Linked DNA regions of Homo sapiens: region 1 is linked to region 2. A link is a loop called in an ENCODE intact Hi-C map of the cell type or tissue named here. Cell type or tissue: lower lobe of right lung. All regions are shown on one strand. Links, peaks and the distances in the headings refer to the core of each region. The heading gives the core; the rest is flanking DNA.

Region 1 (10,369 bases), core at 1,211-9,210, 46 kb after region 2:
CTCCCTCCCACCTTCCCTCCCTCCCTCCCTCCTTCCTTCCTTCCCTCCCTATCTCCCTCCCTCCCTCCCTTCCTTCCTTCACCCTTCCCTCCTTCCCTCCCTATCAGGGGACCTGGTCCGATAATCATGTAGGTTCTTTTCTATTTTCTTAAGTGTCGGCTGGCTTGAGAAATAAAGGGACAGAGTACAAAAGAGAGAAATTTTAAAGCTGGGCTTCCGGGGGAGACATCACATGTTGGTAGGATCCGTGATGCCTCACAAGCCGCAAAAACCAGCAAGTTTTTATTAGGGATTTTCAAAAGGGGAGGGAGTGTGTGAATAGGTGTGGGTCACAGACATCAAGTACTTAACAGGGTAATAGAATATCACAAGGCAAGTGGAGGCAGGGCGAGATCACAGGACCTCAGGACTGAGGCAAAATTAAAATTGCTAATGAAGTTTCGGGCACCATTGTCATTGATAACATCTTATCAGGAGACAGGGTTTTAAGAGCAACCCGTCTGACCAAAATTTAGTAGGCGGGAATTTCCTCTTCCTAATAAGCCTGGGAGCGCTATGGGAGACTGGAGTCTATCTCACCTCTGTAATCTCGACCATAAGAGACAGGTACGCCCTGGGGGGGCCAGTTCAGAGACCTACCCCTAGGTGCGCATTCTCTTTCTCAGGGATGTTCCTTGCTGAGAAAAAGAATTCAGCGATATTTCTCCCATTTGCTTTTGAAAGAAGAGAAATATGGCTCTGTTCTGCCCGGCTCACCGGTGGTCAGAGTTTAAGGTTATCTCTCTTATTCCCTGAACAATTGCTGTTATCCTGTTCTTTTTTCAGGGTGCCCACATTTCATATTGCTCAAACACACATGCTGTACAATTTGTGCAGTTAATGCAATTATTACAGGGTCCTGAGGCGAAATACATCCTCCTCGGCTGACAGGATTAAGAGATTAAAGTAAAGACAGGCATAGGAAATCACAAGGGTATTGATTGGGGAAGTGATAAGTGTCCATGAAATCTTTACAATTTATGTTTAGAGATTGCAGTAAAGACAGGCATAAGAAATTACAAAAGTATTAATTTGGGGAACTAATAAATGTCCATAAAATCTTCACAATCCACGTTCTTCTGTCATGGCTTCAGCTGGTCCCTCCATTTGGGGTCCCTGACTTCCCACAACACCTCCCTCCCTTCCTTGACCCTTCCTTCCCTCCTTCCCTCCCTCCCTCCCTTCCTTTCTTCCTCCCTTCTTCCCTCCCTCCCTGCCTCCTTCCCTCCCTCCCTCCCTCCCTCCCTCCCTCCCTCTCAGGAGAGAGCAGCACACTGGAATGGCTGAGCTTGAGGACCCCCCATCTGGCTTGCACAGTCACCCAAACCACCACCCCTCCCCTTCCCTCCTCTTCTGCCTTGAGGAATCTGACTGTCTGGAAACTTGTTTCTCCTTCTCCATGAACATTCTAAAGCCACTGGCCATGCACTGGTGCTACCAGGTCACCTGGAGCATCTCCTGGAGCCCTTGTCCTTAATGTGCCCAGACAGTGAACAGCTTCCTGGCTGAGCATGTCAACGTCAACGAGAAGGCTTGAAGCCTGACCCCTCCACTGCCAACAGCCAGAAATTGCAGGAAATGAGGACCCTGCACCGGGCTGGTCAGCTGTCATGTGGGATGTCAGGGGGAGGCTTTGGGCTGAAGGGTGGTTGGGAGCCGGTGGGGAGAGTCCTTGGCTAGGACTGTAGGTGACACCAAGGACAAGACTCAGGACGTGGAAGACTCAGGACGTCCACATGGAAAGGATGCCAGGGCCAAGGCCGAGAGGTGCTGGGGAGGGCTCCCCACCTGCCCCACACACCATGGCCTCAGCCCCTGTGACGGAAGCTGACTATCTCCCCCTCACCGCAGTGTTTAGCCCTGCTGGGAAGACTGTTCAGACCACCAGGGAAAGCCCTATGAGACCTGGTCCTGCCTGGAGACGGATGGACGCCACCAGCCTGTCCTGGGTCACAGCTGTCCCCAGGGCTCTTCTCTCCCTCTGTACCTTGGCGGGCCCCATCCTCTCTCCATTTCCTCCATGATAGCCACTTTCCAGATTTCTAATGCAATACGTTAGTTTAGCTTTTTCTGCACTTGCTCTAAACACCAGCACATAGTACACAATCTTCTGTGTGTGGCTCTTGTCACTCAACCCTATGTTTGCAAGGTTCACCCATTCTGTTTATCACGGTTGCAGGTCAATTCCTATTGCTGTCCACTATCCCACCCGTGAATACCCGGCACTCACTTTGCCAGTTCTGTTGTTGATGGGCATTTGGCTTTGGGTGTGATGACTGTGGCAGAGTGGAGGAAGACACGAGGGGAGCGAGGGGGCCGGGGGCCGCTGGGACCCGGCTTCACCAGGACCATGTTCTCTCTGCAGAACATTGTTCATTTATCTACTCAGTCTCTTTGATCTTTTCCAATCTGGTATGAGAATGGGCTACTGTATAGTATTTCAATGGTTACTAGGGGGAGATTAAACTGATGTCTTTGTTGTTTTAAACTGTTTTGTTTGTTTGTTTGTTAGTGGTGGTTTTCTTTTTCTTTTTTTTTTTCTTTTCTTTCTTTTTCTTTTTTTTTTTTGAGATGGAGCCTTGCTCTGTCACCCAGGGTCGAGTGCAGTGGCGTGATCTCGGCTCACTGTAAGCTCCACCTCCCAGGTTCAAGCAATTCCCCTGCCTCAGCCTCCCGAGTAGCTGGGACTACAGGCAACCACCACTACGCCTGGCTAATTTTTGTATTTTTAGTAGAGGTGGGGTTTCACCATGTTGGCCAGGCTGCTGTCGAACTCCCAACCTCATGATCTGCCTGCCTTGGCCTCCCCAAGTGTTGGGATTACAGGCATGAGCCACCACGCCTGGTCTGTTTTAAACTGTTTTTTTTTTTTTTTTTTTTTTTTTTCCCAAGACAAAGTCTTGCTGTGTCGCCCAGGCTGGAGTGTAGTGGCACGATCTCGGCTTACTGCAAGCTCCGCCTCCTTGGTTCACACCATTCTCCTGCCTCAGCCTCCCAAGTAGCTGAGACTACAGGCGCCCGCCACCACACCTGGCTAATTTTTTGTATTTTTAGTAGAGACGGGGTTTCACTGTGTTAGCCAGGATGATCTCGATCTCCTGATCTCGTGATCCACCCGCCTCGGCCTCCCAAAGTGCTGGGATTACAGGCATGAGCCACCGCGCCCGGCCACAAAGTGTTTTTAAGGAAATTTCTATCCACTCTTACTCCCTTTCATCCCGTAACACGTAGCTCTACTAGCCTGCTATTGGGCTTTCCTGCTAATGAACAAAGTTCCATAGCCTCATTCTAAAAATTGTGCACATCTTTGTATATACGAAATACTATAAGATAAAGATGAAGATGTCCCCTCTCCCCTGCAGCAACTGAGGGGGGAGATCTTGCTTTTATAGAACGAGTTCAATGAATCTGAACGTAAGAGTAAAGTCTGGCCGGGCATGGTGGCTCATGCCTGTAACCCCAGCACTTTGGGAGGCCGAGGTGGGCAGATCACCTGAGGTCAGGAGTTAGCAGAGAGCAGAGAGCAGCCTGGCCAACGTGGTGAAACCCCGTCTCTACTAAAAATACAAAAATTAGCCAGACGCGGTGGCGTGCGCCTGTAATCCCAGCTACTCGGGTGGCTGAGGCATGAGAATTGCTTGATCCTGGGGGGCGGAGGTTGCAGTGAGCCGAGATCGTGCCACTGCACTCCAGCCTGGGCAACAGGGCGAGGCTCCGTCTCAAAAAAAAAAAAAGAAAAGAGTCAAGTCTGATATTGACAGAGCATCAGTCCTGATTTTATGTGCTATTGGATACTGGTAGGAACGCTTGTCACTGTTACCAAGCAGCACAAGGGGAGCAGTGTGAGTGGCAACTCTGCAGCCGGCTGCCTGGGTTTCATCCTGCTTCTGCCACTTACTGGATTGTGGCATTTAGCAAGTTACTTAGCACCTCTGTGCTTCAGTCTGTCATATGAAATGGAGATGATAATACAACTTCTTCATTGTGGGTTGTGAGGCTTAAACGAGTTTGTTCATATTCATATTATAGCTACATATATTATAAAGAGCACCTGGCCCATAGTGAGCCATTTAGAATATTGGTTTGTTATCTATCACCAGAAATCTGTCCCTGAAAACAGAGTGTTAAAAATCATCTTGATGGTCGGGCACAGTGGCTGATGCCTGTAATCCCGCACTTTGGGAGGGCGAGGCGGGTGGATCACCTAAGGTCAGGAGTTTGAGACCAGCCAGACCAATATAGTGGAACCCTGTCTCTACTAAAAATATGGAAATTAGCCAGGCGTGGTGGGGTGTGCCTGTAGTCCCAGCTACTTGGGAGGCTGAGGCAGGAGAGTTGCTTGAACCCGGGAGGTGGAGGTTGCAGTGAGCTGAGATTGCGCCACTGCACTCCAGCCTGGGCGACAGTGAGATTCCATCTCAAAAAAAAAAAAAAAATCATCTTGCAGGCAAGGTGCAGTGGCTCACATATGTAATCCCAGCACTTTGGGAGGCTGAGGTAGGTGGATCGCTTAAGCCTAAGAGTTGAAGACCAGCCTGGGCAACATAGTAAAACCCTGTCTCTACAAAAAATACAAAAATTATCTGGATGTGGAGGCGTGCACCTGCAGTCCCAACTACTTGGGAGGCTGAGACAAGAGGATCACCTGAACCTGGGGAGGTCAAGATTGCAGTGAGCTGTGATTGAGCCACTGCACTCCAGCCTGTGTGACAGGGCAAGACTGTATCTCAAAAAAAAAAAAAAAAAAGAAAAAGAAAAAAAATCATCTTGCAAAAGTTGTATAAGACCCATACACAGAAAACTACAAAACTCTACTAAGAACTAAGAGAAAGTTTTTAAAAACACCTAAATCAATGGTGAGATATACCATGTTTTGGGATTGAAAGACTTAATATTAAGAGGTTAAATCGGCCAGGTGCGGTTGTGCATGCCTGTAATCTCAGCACTTTGGGAGGCTGAGGTGGACAGATCACTTGAGATCAAGAGTTTGAGACCAACCTGGCCAACATGGTGAAACCCGGTCTCTACTAAAAATACAAAAAATTAGCCAGGCGTGGTAGCGTGCACCTGTAATCCTAGCTACTCAGGAGGCTGAAGCAGTAGAATTGCTTAAACCTGAGGTTGCAGTGAGCAGAGATCCAGCCACTGCACTTCAGCCTGGGTGACAGAGCAAGACTCCATCTCAAAAAAAAAAAAAAAAGTTTACAGATTTGATGCAATCCTAATCAAATTCTCAGGGTTTGGGGTCAGCTCTTCTGCCCCCTTGCGGAAGCTCTGTAATGTGTGCACTAAGTCAGGATGCCCTCCCTTCCCAGCGGTCAGATTTCAGGGCTAGCCACAGAGACCGCCCTGGCAAGTCTGCTGGGAGGAAGTGAGGCAGCAGCCCTTTTCTGGCATGCTCACATCTCCTTGGCGTGAAGCAGCACCTGGGCCTGCAGCTGCCAGGAGCAGTCCTAGATGGTCCCTGAGTGTCTCTGATCCTGAGCCAAGTGTGTGTCTTTAGCTCCTTGAGGAAGGTCCCCAGTAGGACACAATTAAAGTCAGAGGCAAGAACGATGACATGGGTTCTGTCTCTCCTCGTACGCTCCACAGCTCAGACCTGTGGGTTCCAGCTGGCTCTTGCTCTCCCACACCTAGCATCCCTCATCCCTTTCTGATGGCCCCTTGAACCACCCCGCCGCAGACTTCAAGCTCCAACATCACAGGCAGTGAAGACAACATTTTATGGGGGTTGCTTAACCAGCCCCTGCAACTGGATAAGGTCAGATTCAGATTTTTTAAAATTCGTAAACAAAATATATACATCTTAGTGGTTCTGTTTATTGGCTGAACCCCAACTAATACACCCCTAAAAAGCATTACCGTGGCAGGGTACAGTGGCTCATGCCTGTAATTCAAGCATTTTAAGAGGCAAAGTTGGGGCCGGGTGCAGTGGCTCACGCCTGTAATCCCAGCACTTTGGGAGGCTGAGGCAGGCGGATCACAAGGTCAGGAGATCGAGACCATCCTGGCTAACACAGTGAAACCCCATCTCTACTAAAAAAAAAAAAAAAGAATACAAATTTGGCCGGGCGTGGCGGTGGGCGCCTGTAGTCCCAGCTACTTGGGAGGCTGAGGCAGGAGAATGGCGTGAACCCGGGAAGGGGAGCTTGCAGTGAGCTGAGATTGTGCCACTGCACTCCAGCCTGGGCAACAGAGCGAGACTCCATCTCAAAAAAAAAAAAAAAGAGGCAAAGCTGGGAGGATTACTTGAGCTGGGGAGTTTGAGGTTGCAGTGAGCCATCACTGCACTCCAGCCTGGGCAACAGAATAAGATCCTGTCTCTAAAAAATTAAAAAATTAAATTTAATTAATTAAAAATTTAAAAATTAAAAAAATGTTTAAAAAGCATTATTCTCTGCTGGGTTCGGTGGCTCACACCTGTAATCCCAGCACTCTGGGAGGCCAAGATGGGCATATCACTTGAGGTCAGGAGTTGGAGACCAGCCTGGCCAACATGGTGAATCTCCGTCTCTACTAAAAATACAAAGATTAGCCGGGCGTGGTGGCAGCTGCCTCTAATCCCAGCTACTCGGGAGGCTGAGACAGGAGAATCGCTTGAGCCCAGGAGTGGGAGGTTGCAGTGAGCCGAGATCGTGCCATTGCACTCCAGCCTGGGTGACAACAATGAAACTCTGTCTCAAAAAAAAAAAAAAAGAAAAAAGCATTATTCTCCTACATCTCTCCAAAATTACTTAAAATATTTTAAGGGACAAATGGATATCGATTTCCAATGAGTTCAGGGTAGGCTGTGCTGCTAGACACGGTGGTGTCCGTATTTGAGCTCGATTCCCGTTCTTGCTAGGGTAGCACGTTATCGCTCCTAAATCATTCACGCGTTAAAGACAAAATCATAGTGTGAATTAGGCACACTTAGAACTCAATGATCTTTTTTTCTTTTTTTTGAGGCGGAGTCTCGCTCTGTTGCCCAGGCTGAAGTGCAGTGGCACGATCTCGGCTCACTGCAACCTCCGCCTCCTGGATTCAAGCAATTCTCCTGCCTCAGCCTCCAGAGTAGTGCTCTAGCAAATTAACTGAACCCAAAGAATGGGTCATGGGAACCTCAACTTGAAGCCTGTTGGTCAGACACTCCAGATGTCTGAGCTTTCTACTGGTGTCTAAAGCAGGGGCAGTTTTGGGGACTGGGCCCTCAACCTGTGAGATCTGACACCATCTCAAGGCAATGTTGGATGTGACTGAGAGGACACCTGGCTGGTGCCTGCTGAAGAATGGATTGCTTGTTTGTTGGTGGGAAGAAATCCCCCACATTTGGTCACAGAAGTCTTCTGTGTTGACTGTTGTTGTGTTGGTGCGAGAGCAGAGGAAAAACACGGCTTGAGTTTGTGTGTTTTTCTACACACTCAGTTTCCCAAGCCCTCTTAATTCCCAGCCGTTGCTTGTTGCCTGTTGCTGGGGTCTCCCGGCCAAAGCTGAATGCCTCTTCACAAGACCTTGTCGTGAGTCTTTCTGTGGTGTATCTGTCTGACCCTCACCCATCTGAAGCTTTCTGTAGGATGTTAGGTACATAATCTCTCTTTGACCATGGTTTTAACTCCCGGCCACCAATTCCAGGGCAGATGGAAAAGTCGTGCTTGGCCTTCTAGCACACTTACATAAATATTCCATAAAAGTAAGAATCACCAAAACTGACACAAAATGGAGAAAAATCACTCAGTTAGGTCGATCATCAATGAGGACACTGAAAAGGTAACCAATCCTCACCTAACCTCAGGCCTTGATGGTTTTACTGGCAATTTCTACCAAATTGTCAATGAACAGATCATTCCACATTACAGAGACTATTCCAGAGAAAAGAAAATGATGGGAAGCTTCCCAAATCATGACCGAGGTTTATCACAACCCTGATGCTACAACTGGGCAAAAATAGAAAACAATTTTTTAAAAACTATAATTCATGAGTAATTTCAGTCAATGAGACACAGCAGCCCAGGAACTGAAGAGTCCCTGACTAAAAAGGCATTAAATCTGGCCGGGTGCGGTGGCTCATGCCTGTAATCCCAGCACTTTGGGAGGCTGAGGCAGGCATATCACCTGAGGTCAGGAGTTCAAGACCAGCCTGGCCAACATGGTGAAACACTCCTCTCTACTAAAGATACAAAAATTGGCCGAGCGCGGTGTCTCATGCCTGTAATCCCAGCACTTTGGGAGGCCGAGGTCGGCAGATCACCTGAAGTCAGGAGTTCGAGACCAGCCTGGCCAACATGGTGAAACCTCATGTCAACTAAAGATACAAAAAATTAGCTGGGTGTGGTGGCATGTGCCTGTAATCCCAGCTACTAGGGAGGCTGGGGCAGGAGAATCTGTTAAACCTGGGAGGTGGAGGTTGCAGTGAGCCGAGATCACACCATTGCACTCCAGCCTGGGTGACAGGGCGAGACTCCATCTCAAAAAACAAAAACAAAAACAAAAAACAAAAATTAGCCAGGTGTGTTGGCACGCACCTGTAATCCCAGCTACTCAGGAGGTTGAGGCAGGAGAATCACTTGAACCCAGGAGGCAGAGGTTGCAGTGAGCTGAGATCGTGCCACTGAACTGCAGCCTGGGTGATGGAGCGAGACTCAGTCTCAAGAAAAAAAAAAAAAACAGAAAGGTATTTAATCTGCAGGCCCCAGAGCTGATGGCTTCCCGGAGCTGGGCAGGTCCACACTCCCTCAGCCTCAGGACCAAGTGTCCGTGTGCGTGAGTGACAAGGGGCCTCAGAAGCTACACGTGGGAGTCCTGAGACTTCCGCTCTGTGCTGTTACACACGTTGTCCCACCTGTCCTGTATCTTTTCTTAAAGCCAAGGAAATGCATACTGGGTGAAGCCTATCACGTCTCTTTTGATAGTCAATCCAAATCACAAGCCACTACTACTTGTCAAACAGAATGATATTGCAACTATATCAATAGATTAAAGGAGAAAAACCACATGACCATCTCAATCATAAAAAACAGAAAGCATATGCTATTAAAATAGCATCTTAGGACCAGGCACTAATCCCAGCATTTTGCCTGTAATCCCAGCATTTTGGGAGGCTAAGGCAGGTGGATTACTTGAGGTCAGGAGTTAATGACCAGCCTGGCCAACATGGTGAAACTCCATCTCTACTAAAAATATAAAAATTGGCCAGGTGTGAAGGTGAACACCTGTAATCCCAGCTACTCAGGAGGCTGAGGCAGGAGAATCGCTAGAATCCGGGAGGCAGAGGTTGCACTGAGCCGAGATCGTGCCAATGCACTCCAGCCTAGGCAACAGAGCAAGACTCCATCTCTAAGATAAATAAAATAAATAAAATAAAATAAAATAAAATAAAATATAAAATAAAATAAAAAATAAAATAAGTGAAATGAAATGAAATAAAACAAAATAGCGCCTTAGAAGATGCAAAGGTAGCTTAGAAGCTATCTTAAGAGCTTGAAGCATGCTGCCATGCCAAAGAAAGCATTCCCAGTTCAACAAAAGTCTTAGCAAGCTTTCTTCATCTCATAAAAGGTTTCTAGATAAAAGGTTAGTCTACTACAAGTATCTACTAGATGGTGAAATCAAAGTCAAGAGAAAAGGCTGGCTCCTGAAACCCCAATCCAGCATTGGGCTAGAGGTTTCTGCCAACAGAAAAATGGGCAAATGATATGCACAGGCAATTTATAGAAGAAATGAAATAAGCAATAAAATATGCAAAATTGAACAGCCTTATTAATATACAAGTAAACACTAGTGGGAATATCAACTGGGAATCTCACTTTGGAGAGTGTGGCAGACACTAAAGGCAGGCTCACCCAAATGAATAAAAATAAAATGTAATGCAAATAGTAACCAAAAGAGAGCAGCAGTGGCTACACTAATATCAGATAAGAGATTTTTTTTAACCAGGTGTAGTGGCTCACGCCTGTAATCCCAGCACTTTGGGAGGCCGAGGTGAGCCGATGACCTGAGGTCAGGAGTTCAAGACCAGCCTGACCAACATGGTGAAACCCCGTCTCTACTAAAAATACAAAATTAGCTGGGCGTTGTGGCGCATGCCTGTAATTCCAGCTACTTGGAAGGCTGAGGCAGGAGAATCGCTTGAACCGAGGAGGTGGAGGTTGCAGTGAGCCAGGATCTCACCATTGCACTCCAGCCTGGCCAACAGAGCGAGACTCTGTATCAAAAAAAAAAAAAATTTACACACTTAATAACAGACCATCAAAATGTATGAAGCAAAAATGAACAGAATTGAGGGAGAATTAGAGTTCTACAATAATTGGAGACTTCAATACCCAATGCTCAATAATGGACAGAACAACCAGAT
Region 2 (9,587 bases), core at 1,308-9,307:
TTGTCTCAAAAAAAGAAAAGAAAAGTCCATACTATTTTAAAGCTATAACAATTGGAAGAGTGAGCTGTACAAAGTCTCAATACAGTTATAAAGCTATAACATTCAGAAGGGTGTGTGTAGGAGGGTGGACGGGTGCTCAGAAGGAAGCTCTAAAGCCACAAGGAGAAATTTCACCCCCTTTGGACTGGACATGGGCTGGGCTCTGGCAAATTGCACAATGCAAGGTGCTGACATTATTGCCCACTAGGTCACATTGCCTAAGAGTAGCAATTTATAAAATCTCATTAGAGAGTGCCTGTGTAAATTCTTTATTTCTGGGCCACCCGTGTACTTCCTCATTAGTAAGGAGGAGAATTAGGTGAAGCTCATGGTTGTGGATTGCTGCAGTTTGCACAGACTTTACAAAAAGAGCTTCAGCTGGTGTCCTGCCCCTCTAGGGCACTCACTGGGGCTTTCACGCTGGCATTGGAAAAGTGGGCATCGGCAAGTTCCGTGGCTGAAGAGGAAAAAGAAAAGCAAGCTTTCACCCGCCCTGGGTGAACTGTGAATTCTAAAGTGTGTCCCCAGGAATATTGGGAGACCTCAGCAGTTTACACTTGGTGGGTTGAACAGGGTTTGTTAGTATGAATTATTCATCCAATATTGAACACCTACCTGTGCACAGCACGCTTGCCTAGTGAAGAGAGCAGGGCTGCTGTTCCTGCTCTGTGCCCGGGTGGGAGGCAGACACAGGGGCTGTCATGGGAGAAGCTGGGCTCAAACAGCCCATGAAAAGGGACCCATGCACAGGCACAAAAGCCCCGAGGAAGAAGCCAGCTTGGTGCACTCGACGGAGCATCACCCACTTGGCTCAACAAATGTGTGGTGGTATGTGCATGTGTGTGTGTGTGTGCATGTGTGTCTCACACATGCGTATTTATCTACATATGCAAGAGGATAGGAAGAAATACAGGAAAACACTTTTGTAATCTTGTGGTTGAGAAAGCTGGCATAAACAAGGCACACAATGCCAGACACTATGGCCTTCAGGCCTCCCTGCCACGGGGATGCTGCCTTTTCTGCTCCGGGTGTTTCCACGAGGCAGGCATGGAATCTTCCCTGGACAAGCGACATACCGTGGAGAGACAGGTAAGAATTTCTACACATAGGAAGGGTGGAGCAGCCATGGTCTTAGATGTGAGCCCAAGGGAAGACAGCCTGATATATTTTACTGGGCCATATTTGAAATTTCTGCACAGCGGAAGACACCATACAGTAAACACAGGAGCCTGCGAGAGAACCTCTGCCGAGCACCAGTGAACGGCCAAGTGACACGAGTGACACCATGAGCTTGGTGCCCTCTCCATCCCAAGCCAGAGGCGGAAGCCAGGCCCTTCCTCCCAGCCCAGACTCCTACATCCCAAACTTGAGCCATGGCACACATGCTGGGCACTTACTCTGTGCATAGCAGAGGGAGCTGAGCTGCATCCAGAAACAGACCTAGGAGCTCACAGACCCAAGGCCTGGGTCTCCACCCCTGGAAGAGGGTGGTGCCGAGAGCAGGGCCCCCGGCTGTCACTGGCCCGGAGCTCACCGTGCAGGGGCAGCCCAGGCCCTCCGGGGATGGCACTGGGGTGTCGGAGGCCAAGGAGCAGAAACAGCTGTGGATGCTTCCCTCGGAGGACTGGGTGGGGCCGGGACCACCAGGACCTGCCCACCACCTTCTCTATGGGGCATCTGGCTGTGTCTGGGAGTATCTTGTGGAAGGGTCCTTTTTACCATGTGGGATCGGTGGTCCAGACTTGTCTGGGAGCCAAGGATACCAGGCATGTCAAGTAGGCTCTTCCAGAAGGTTTTCCCTCCTGGGATGTCTGTGTCTCTGCCCCTCTCCTGCTGCCTGCATCAGGAAGGGAGGGAGCAGATGGGCTGGTGAAGTGAGCAATGTCAGTCACATGCATGGACTGTCCAGGGCTCATTCTGTGCTGAGGGTCCTCCCGTGAATACGTGGCTCACCAGCGTCCCACCCCATAGAGAAGGTGGGGGGCTGGCCCTGGCAGCCAGGGCTGGAGTGGGAGGAGGTTGACCAGGAGCATGGGGGTGAGGGAGAAAGAGAGAGGGACCCCACTGTGCTGCCCTAGCACAAGGGACACTGGTCTTCCTGATTCCTGGCCTTCCACGAGGTGGGACGCCCCTCCTTCTCTGGGCTCCTTCTCTGCCCCGCGGGGTGGTGGATGCAGTAGGGACCTTCCACCTCAGGACCTCAGGAGCCGCATATGTGGTACACAGTGGGCCTCCTCGACAGCTGCTCATGAGCAAACAGGCCCAACTCCTTCTGGTGGCAAAGACACAGACACACACAGACACATAAGCACACACAGACAGTGACAGGACAGAAAGGAACCTTCCCCGGGGTTTCCCAGACACACCCAGATGTCTACCTCAGCTCTGCCCCAAGTCAGAGGATTGCAGCAATTCTTACCGTGAAGAGTGCTGGGGAAACCACGTCATCAACCCCGATCCTCTCGTTTTCATTTCTGGGTTCTGACAACAGCCCCAGCTCCACCCCTTGAAACAAGTGACCGAAAAATGGACAACATGTAGTCACTCTGGGCAAAGAGGCCACCCCAGTGGGGGTATGGGGGACAGAGGGCCCCACCCTGGGAGGACAGCACTGTCCCCTGTCCAAGGGCAGGTGCAGCCACCTCCTCCACCTCCCTATTCCCCCCACCCTTTGTCCCCCCCGCCCCCCCGAGCTTGGCCCCTTTGCTTGGAGAGATCCTTTGGTTTTTTCGATCACTTGCTTCTAGGCTGAGGAGGGCGGGGCTGTTGTCAGAGCCCAGAATCAAAGCCAGAGGAGCAGGTGGACGCTGAGACTGTCCCCTCACCCTGCTCCACGGGCAATGTTGAAGTGGGCATCTGGGTGTGTCTGGGGTATCCCAAGGAAGGGTCCTTTTCGTCATGTCACTCTGTTGGGGGCGGGGCACAGGAGCAGGGAGCCCTTTCTCTCCCGAGCTCCTCAGACTCCCAGCTTCCCTGGGTCTCATCTCAGAGCTTTGCCTATGACCTGGGAGCCCTGTGGGTCCAGGGGAGGGGACTGGACGCAGCCCCATGACAATGCTCAGACCTGGGCTAGGAACTGGAAGCCTGTGGTTCCTCTGGGCTGTAGGGGTTGGGGCCCCACAGTGATGGCAGAGCCAGGACCTCATACACAGCAGCATGGACTCCAGACCCGAGCGGGACCTCCGTTCTGGTCCCAGGGTGACCTGGGCTGAGTGGCCCAGCAATCAGGGACCACTTCAGGGTCCCTCTGCACTGGTCTGTCCCTCTCACCCAGTCTGGACCCCTGTGGGGCACTTGCCCTGTCCCCAGTTTTCCTTACAGGGGACCTGGGCAAAGCCCAGGGAAGCTTGCACCTGTTAAGGAGGCCATTCTCCTGCCTCCCCCTTGGGGATCCAGTTTCTTTCTCTCGCCTTGGACCTTCCCCAGGATCCTATGGAAACTCCAGCAAGACCTGGTATTTTATCACATTTTCACAGTTATCGCATTGATTGTTCAGCCAACATTCCAGGGACAGAAATGGGGGAGGGGCTGTCCTTCCCCAGGAAAGGGTGGAATCTCCTTCCGTCTTCCTTACAGTTGGCCTAGGGAAGGTGCACACTCTTAACCACCCCTGGGTTCCCCTGATGCCTTGAAGACCCTGCCTTGCCCTGGCTGCAGGGGGACCAGGAAGGGGCCAGTTGTGTCTGGGACATTCCTGCCGGGAGAGAGTCAGGCCCTAGTGCACAGAAGGATGTGGGTGTGGTCGGTGGGGGCACTGGCAGGGGGTAGGGCACATAAGTCCCTGGGGAGCTCACTCAGAGGTTCCAGGTTGTGGCCCTTATGGAAGTTCCTGGGTCCAGGGGCTAGAGTGAGACTGTTCCCCGCTCATGTCTGGGCTGCAGACGCCCAACCAGTGGCTCCCCCTGTCCACCCTTGGCAAGGGAGGGTCCTGGCCTCCCTCTCTGCTAGTGGGGACCCCCCAACACCCTGTCTTCTCTCCTCTCTGGAGCTCTGCCTGGGTGCATGGCTTGTACAGTGAGTTACTGAGAATTGAACTCTGGACAGTAGCTGGGCCCCACTTTGCTTTAAACATTTTAGTCTGAGGCCTTCTTTGTCATCAGATGAGAAGGTTCACAGATGTGCAGATGTGCTGATAGTCTAACCTGACTGGTTTGTAAAACTAGAAAGAGAAACAGACAATGTGCCTGTTTCTGTGATGGGCCATAAAGTGGATCTTACAGATTTGGAGACATTCTGGAAGATCTGGACCTGTCTGGATCAGAGAGGGGAGGCAGGCATGGGCCAGTCATGAATCCAGTGGGGCTTGGGCCAGCTGGGGCAGCAGGGAGGAGGACGTGCCCAGGGTGGGTGAGCTGGGGAGACCCTGGAACCCAAGGCTGAGGACCCAGAGCCAGGAGATGCAGGAGACGCCCCAGGGATGCTGAACAAAGCGCTGTCCCCTGTTGCAGCTCTCCTGGGTCTCCCCATAGAAAGCTCATGTGGGGGCTGTCCTGACCATGGGTCCAGGGGTGTATTTGCTCCAGGGGCATTTGATGCATTATTGAGCCAGGGGAAAGGCCATCACACTCTGGGCAGCAGGAGCCACCGGGAAGGGTTGGGGAAGGGTTGGATCCTCCCAAAGTTGGTACAAGTGTGGTCTCTGGCCCAGGTGGGCTGTGGGTACTGCGGGGCGTCCAGCTGTGCATGCCTCTGGTGTGAACTGGGAAGGGTGGCCTCTGGTCAGACTCACACAACACACCAAGATGAGCTCACACCAGAACCACCTGAGACTCAAATGGCAGTTGACTGCCCCCAGGGGACATCTTCTTGACTAGAAGAGTCCAACATCTGGAGACAGAATGGGAGGGGTCCTCACGGCAGAGAACAGGGCCTCTTCTAGTCTGTGGCGCCCACCAAAATGGCAGGGACACTGTGCTGAGGTGGGAGGATTGCTGGCCAAAGACAGGGGGGTCTAGTAAGAGCCAGAACAGGGGAGCAGGCAGGACAGGGGACAGCCCCTGGGCCCACAGGGCCAGCACCTTCCAGGGGCAGCTGTGCTGGGTGTAGCAGGTGGACCTGGGAAAGGACGGCGCCAGACCTGCCGCCAGGACTCAGGGGCTCACTTGGGGCAGGAGCACAGTGTCCCTCACATTTCTGCAGGGCCCAGAGGTGGGAGAAAGGGCACAGGGTGGCCCTTCTGACAGGGGGGTGGGGGTGTGTCCCTGCTGGGGACTCTGTTTCCTGGGAGGGCCTGGATCTCTAGGTACCTTTCAGAGCCTTTAGCATCTCCTCTGGGTAATGGGGATGAAAACACTCCTCCCTCTAGTTTACAATTATTAGATACACTGATGCATAGGAGGATGCAGGACCTGCTGGTCTCCCATCTTCACAGCCAGGGAAGAAGATGCAGGACCCTAACAGAGAGCACAGGATGCAGCAGGTGCCAGGGAGCCTGGACCAGGCACATCCTGCACTGGCCACAGGGGAGGACACAGGGGTGGCTGTCCTGGAGCCTGCTCTCTGGACCGCTGAGTGTTATTCAGGGTCTTTCTCCAGGGTGTGGACACCTGTCTTCTCACCTGCCCCCTGGTCTCCTGCCTTCCAGATTCCTGTGGCCCACAGGGAGCAAAGTGTGGCCAGCTCTACATCCCCATTGTCACTCCACAGTGTCTGGTGGTTCAGTGGTCAGAGTGGGCACATCAAAACCAAAGCTTGCCCAGAGGCATGGCAGAGAACTTCCTTGTTCTGACGCTAATGAGGGTGGCACACTCGGCCTGAGCTGGAGAAGGGGTGGGGCAGGGTATCGCTGACTCAGCAGCTTCCAGGTTGCTCTGATGATATATTAAGGCTCCTGAATCCTAAGAGAATGTTGGTGAAGATCTTAACACCACGCCTTGAGCAAGTCGCAAGAGCGGGAGGACACAGACCAGGAACCGAGAAGGGACAAGCACATGGAAGCCAGCCCAGCATCCGGGCCCAGGTATGGGAAGCCCCTCCGAGCACCTCTGCGCCTCAGCCTCCTCTTTGAGCTTTTCTGATGAGCACTCACCTCTCACCCTCAAACCCCTGGGGCCTCTCTTTTCCTCCTGACCCTCTCTCTGGACCTGGCCTCTTGCTCTAGGTTCCCAGTTTTGGTCCCAGCGCTGGTCTCTCCTCCGATGGTACCAATTCCAGGTCTCCTTCCACCTCCCGGGGCAGGTGCACAGGGAGCCTGAAAATCCCAATAGATAATGGTGCTGTGCCCCAGCCAGTGAAGACGGTCAGAGAGGGGATTCTCCTCACTTGTCTTTAAATGAGCATCTACTATTTCTTGCAAATGTTCCATGTATCTGGACTTGGCCTAAGCCCTTTTTATGTTCAGTGTCATCTCGTTCTCCCTAATATTAAGAAAAGGGGGTTGCTTGTAGGACTGCTTGGCTATGAGGAAGCCTTGTTTCCTTTTTTTGAGAACACAGAGCAAGTGAGTGGTAGAGCCCAGATTCATGCCCAGGTCTACTCGAAATGGTGGGGAACATTTTGAACCTTCCTTCCTTCTTTCCTTCCTTCCTTCCTCCTTCCTTCCTTCCTTCCTTCAATTCTCTCTCTCTTTCTTTCTTCTTTCTTTCTCTCTCTCTCTTTCCTTCTTTATTTCTTTTTCTTCTTTCTCTCTCTTCCCTCCCTCCTTCCTTCCCTTCTGTGCTTCCTTCCTTTCTTCCAATATTTCCCTTTCTCTCTTCCTCCCTTCCTTCCTTTCTCTTTCTTTCTTTCCTTCTTTCTTTCTTTTTCTTTCATTCTTTCCTTCTTTCTTTCTTTTACTTCCTTCCTCCCTCCTTCCTTCCTCTCTTTCTTCTTTCCTTTCCTTCCTTTCTTCCTTCCTTCCTCTCTTTCTCCCTTTCTCCCTCCCTTCCTTTCTTTTTTCTTTCTTTTCTTTCTTTCTTCTTTCCTTCTTTCTTTCTTTTCCTTCCTTTCTTTTTTCTTTCTTTCTTTCCTTCTTTTTCTTTTCCTTCCTTCCTCCCTCCCTCCCTTCCTTCCTTCCTCCATCTCTCTTTCTCTTTCTTTCTTTCTTTCTTTCTTTCTTTCCTTCCTTCTTTCTCTTTCCTTCTTTCTTTCTTTCTTTCCTTCCTTCTTTCTCTTTCCTTCTTTCTTTCTTTCTTTTGTGCTGCCTCCCAACAGAGATTTTTCTAATTCTGATTATGTCAGGATGCATAGAGAGGGGCTGGGAGAGGTCTTCAAGGTGGGGCTGGTGTTTCCAGCCCAGGAGTCCTGAGCTGCCCCATCTCAATTGCCTGAGAAGCACATTTGGGAGACCTCAGGGCACCCTAAGGGATGTGGAAAATCCTATGAATTACCCGAAAAGAAGTCCCTGGCAGGTTCCTCTCCCCAGTCATCCCCCTCAGGAGTGTCCCTGTCCCGATGCTCGGTGTGGTAGGAGTTAACCCTGCAGGCAGGAGGAAGCCCCAGAGGGTCCATCTCCAGCAGGGGCTGTGGGTGAGCAGAGCCAGGACAGGGGTGCATGGTGAGGCCACAGAATAAGACCCAGCTCTACCCCAGGGAGAGGAGCAGGGTCCTCCTCGGAGGGCCTGAGCACACTGAGCTGACCCTGGGGAGACCCTGACAAGGCTTAGACAGGCCCCAGGGCTGCAGTGATCTCCCAGTGAGCCATAGAAGGGGTCAGAGGGGGAGGTTTGGAAGTGTGCTAAGGGATGTGCGGAGCAGGGGGAAGGAGGGTGGGGTGCAAGGGAGGAAGTGTGGGGAGGGAGGAGGAGGCAGGGCAGTCCAGGAGGGCTCTTCCTCCTCTGGTCTTTTCCCTGGCTGTCCACAGACACTTGATGGATCCACACATATTCACTTCCAACTTTAACAATGGCATTGGAAGGCATAAGACCTACCTGTGCTACGAAGTGGAGCGCCTGGACAATGGCACCTCGGTCAAGATGGACCAGCACAGGGGCTTTCTACACAACCAGGTGACCGACCCAGCCATCCGAATCCGGGCAGGGCCCTTCCAATCCAGGGACATTCATAGGTAGAAGGTTCCGGATTGTACTTGTGGTTTCCTGCAGTGTTTGTCACTTGTGCTTCCTGCAGCTGCTGCTGCTTGGCCCTGGGGTTGGGGGGAGACTTCGGCTTCAGTGACTATCCATGCCCAGGTGGGGTTGAGTCTGCCCAATGGCAAAGTGCTTCCTGAGGACCCTCCCAGGATCCCCTCACAGACACAGCTCTCACCAGGAACAATTCAGCAATGTGGGATCTGAGGACTCAGGGCCTACCTGACCTCACAAGGCCAGGATGCCCCAGTGCCCTCTCCTGGGCTTCATCCTGCACGGAGAGAGACTGAGGCAGGAGAGGCTGACCAGGGATCCTGTCCTGCCCAGGGTGGAGCCCACAGCAAGGCCAGAACAGGTCCCATGTCAGGATGCAGGGATGTCCAGCATTTGGGGAGGAGCTGGGCCAGGCCAGGCTGAGGGGCCCTGAGCCCGGGGGACTTTCTTCCCTGGCCCCTACCCAGCACAGCCTCTGTCTGGAGAGACCAGGTAATGCTTGGCTCCGGTGCTGGAAACTGGGACCTTCTCTGGGCTCTATGAGCTCAATGTGGGCCTCGCTGGATCCACACACACTGCTTGGAACATCCTTTCAAGGGTGCCAGTCTCCATCACCGCCTAAGCAGTGGGACTCCCCCAGGAACGACCCACAGCCCCTTCTCAGCACAAACCATGTCATCCACTCCACCCTGCATCACTGCTGATGGAGTCCCTCCCTGTCTTTGTCCCCATCACAATCACAGTCCTTGCTGCCCTGCTGTCCCCAACTTGACCGATTCCTAGTCTTAGTGGAAAATCCTTTTCTCTGGAGTTTGGAGTAAATACCATATTTCTATAAGTCAAAATAATGACAATTATACCATGTCACAGGGACCTTCCCACGTTGGAGTGAGTCCTGCTGGTCTTCTCTTCCCCACTACTTTTGGTGGAATTCATTTTGGCCTAAGTCTATATCACATTTGGGCTCAGCACAGGTTGTGGCACAGAATAGAAGCTTCTAGAATTATGGGCCACAGATGGGATGGGAGTAGGGGAGTTGATGAGTAGAGCAGGTCAATCTCCCCTTGAAGGAAGCACACTCACTCAGGGCCATCAGGCCAATGACCTCGGGGCTCCGCCGGCCCCTCCTCCCTGCCCCCATCTCTGTAGCCCCTCCCTGCAGGGCTGGGTCTGGGGTGAGGGTCCTGAAGGCTCTGACCTTGGGTACAAAATTGATGGGGGCTCCAAATGCTCAGTAATTAGAGAAAACACATTTTAATTTAATAATTAATGCAATATTTTAAAACGCAAATTTAATACAAATAGATCATGATGAATAAAAGCAAAGATTTTAATAAAGCCTGGCAGGAGAGTGCTGTCCTGTGTATAGTGGAGCTGGGGCAAAATAAAACCTCATTGCTCCTGATCTGTTTGTATTTAAATGGGCAACATTTTGCTTATCTTGGGATTTTTGCATAACATCTGATATTTTTAATATTGCATAGAAAATCATGCATCCTAATAACCGGGGTTTTGGTGACCCCTCTAATTTCGTGCTGGAGGCCCCCG

The links. Hi-C counts contacts between places; a loop is a spot of excess contacts. Peaks named below come from ENCODE experiments on the same cell type or tissue, not always from the same donor. Only the 100,000 strongest peaks of a DNase experiment are listed, where the experiment ranks them.
Region 1: it touches region 2 in a loop (3-fold over the local background); 9 of 110 quality-filtered maps call a loop at or near these places.

The regions. Positions count from the first base shown.
Region 1 is chr22:38,997,974-39,008,342 of GRCh38, forward strand. It overlaps APOBEC3B-AS1 (APOBEC3B antisense RNA 1), which reads right to left and starts at 247. Exons shown (of 5, transcript NR_104187.1): 1 at 113-247. RefSeq lists an enhancer at 112-752. In lower lobe of right lung, for the core only: a CTCF peak has its summit at 5,289 (motif pointing left); a DNase peak (open chromatin) is centred at 5,378; H3K27ac peaks cover 376 bases.
Region 2 is chr22:38,951,723-38,961,309 of GRCh38, forward strand. It overlaps APOBEC3A (apolipoprotein B mRNA editing enzyme catalytic subunit 3A), which reads left to right and starts at 5,887. Exons shown (of 5, transcript NM_145699.4): 1 at 5,887-5,998; 2 at 7,820-7,964. The coding sequence starts at 5,970. RefSeq lists an enhancer at 2,600-3,479. In lower lobe of right lung, for the core only: no CTCF peak of the experiment used is centred there; DNase peaks (open chromatin) are centred at 2,469 and 5,789; H3K27ac peaks cover 2,028 bases; H3K27me3 peaks cover 331 bases.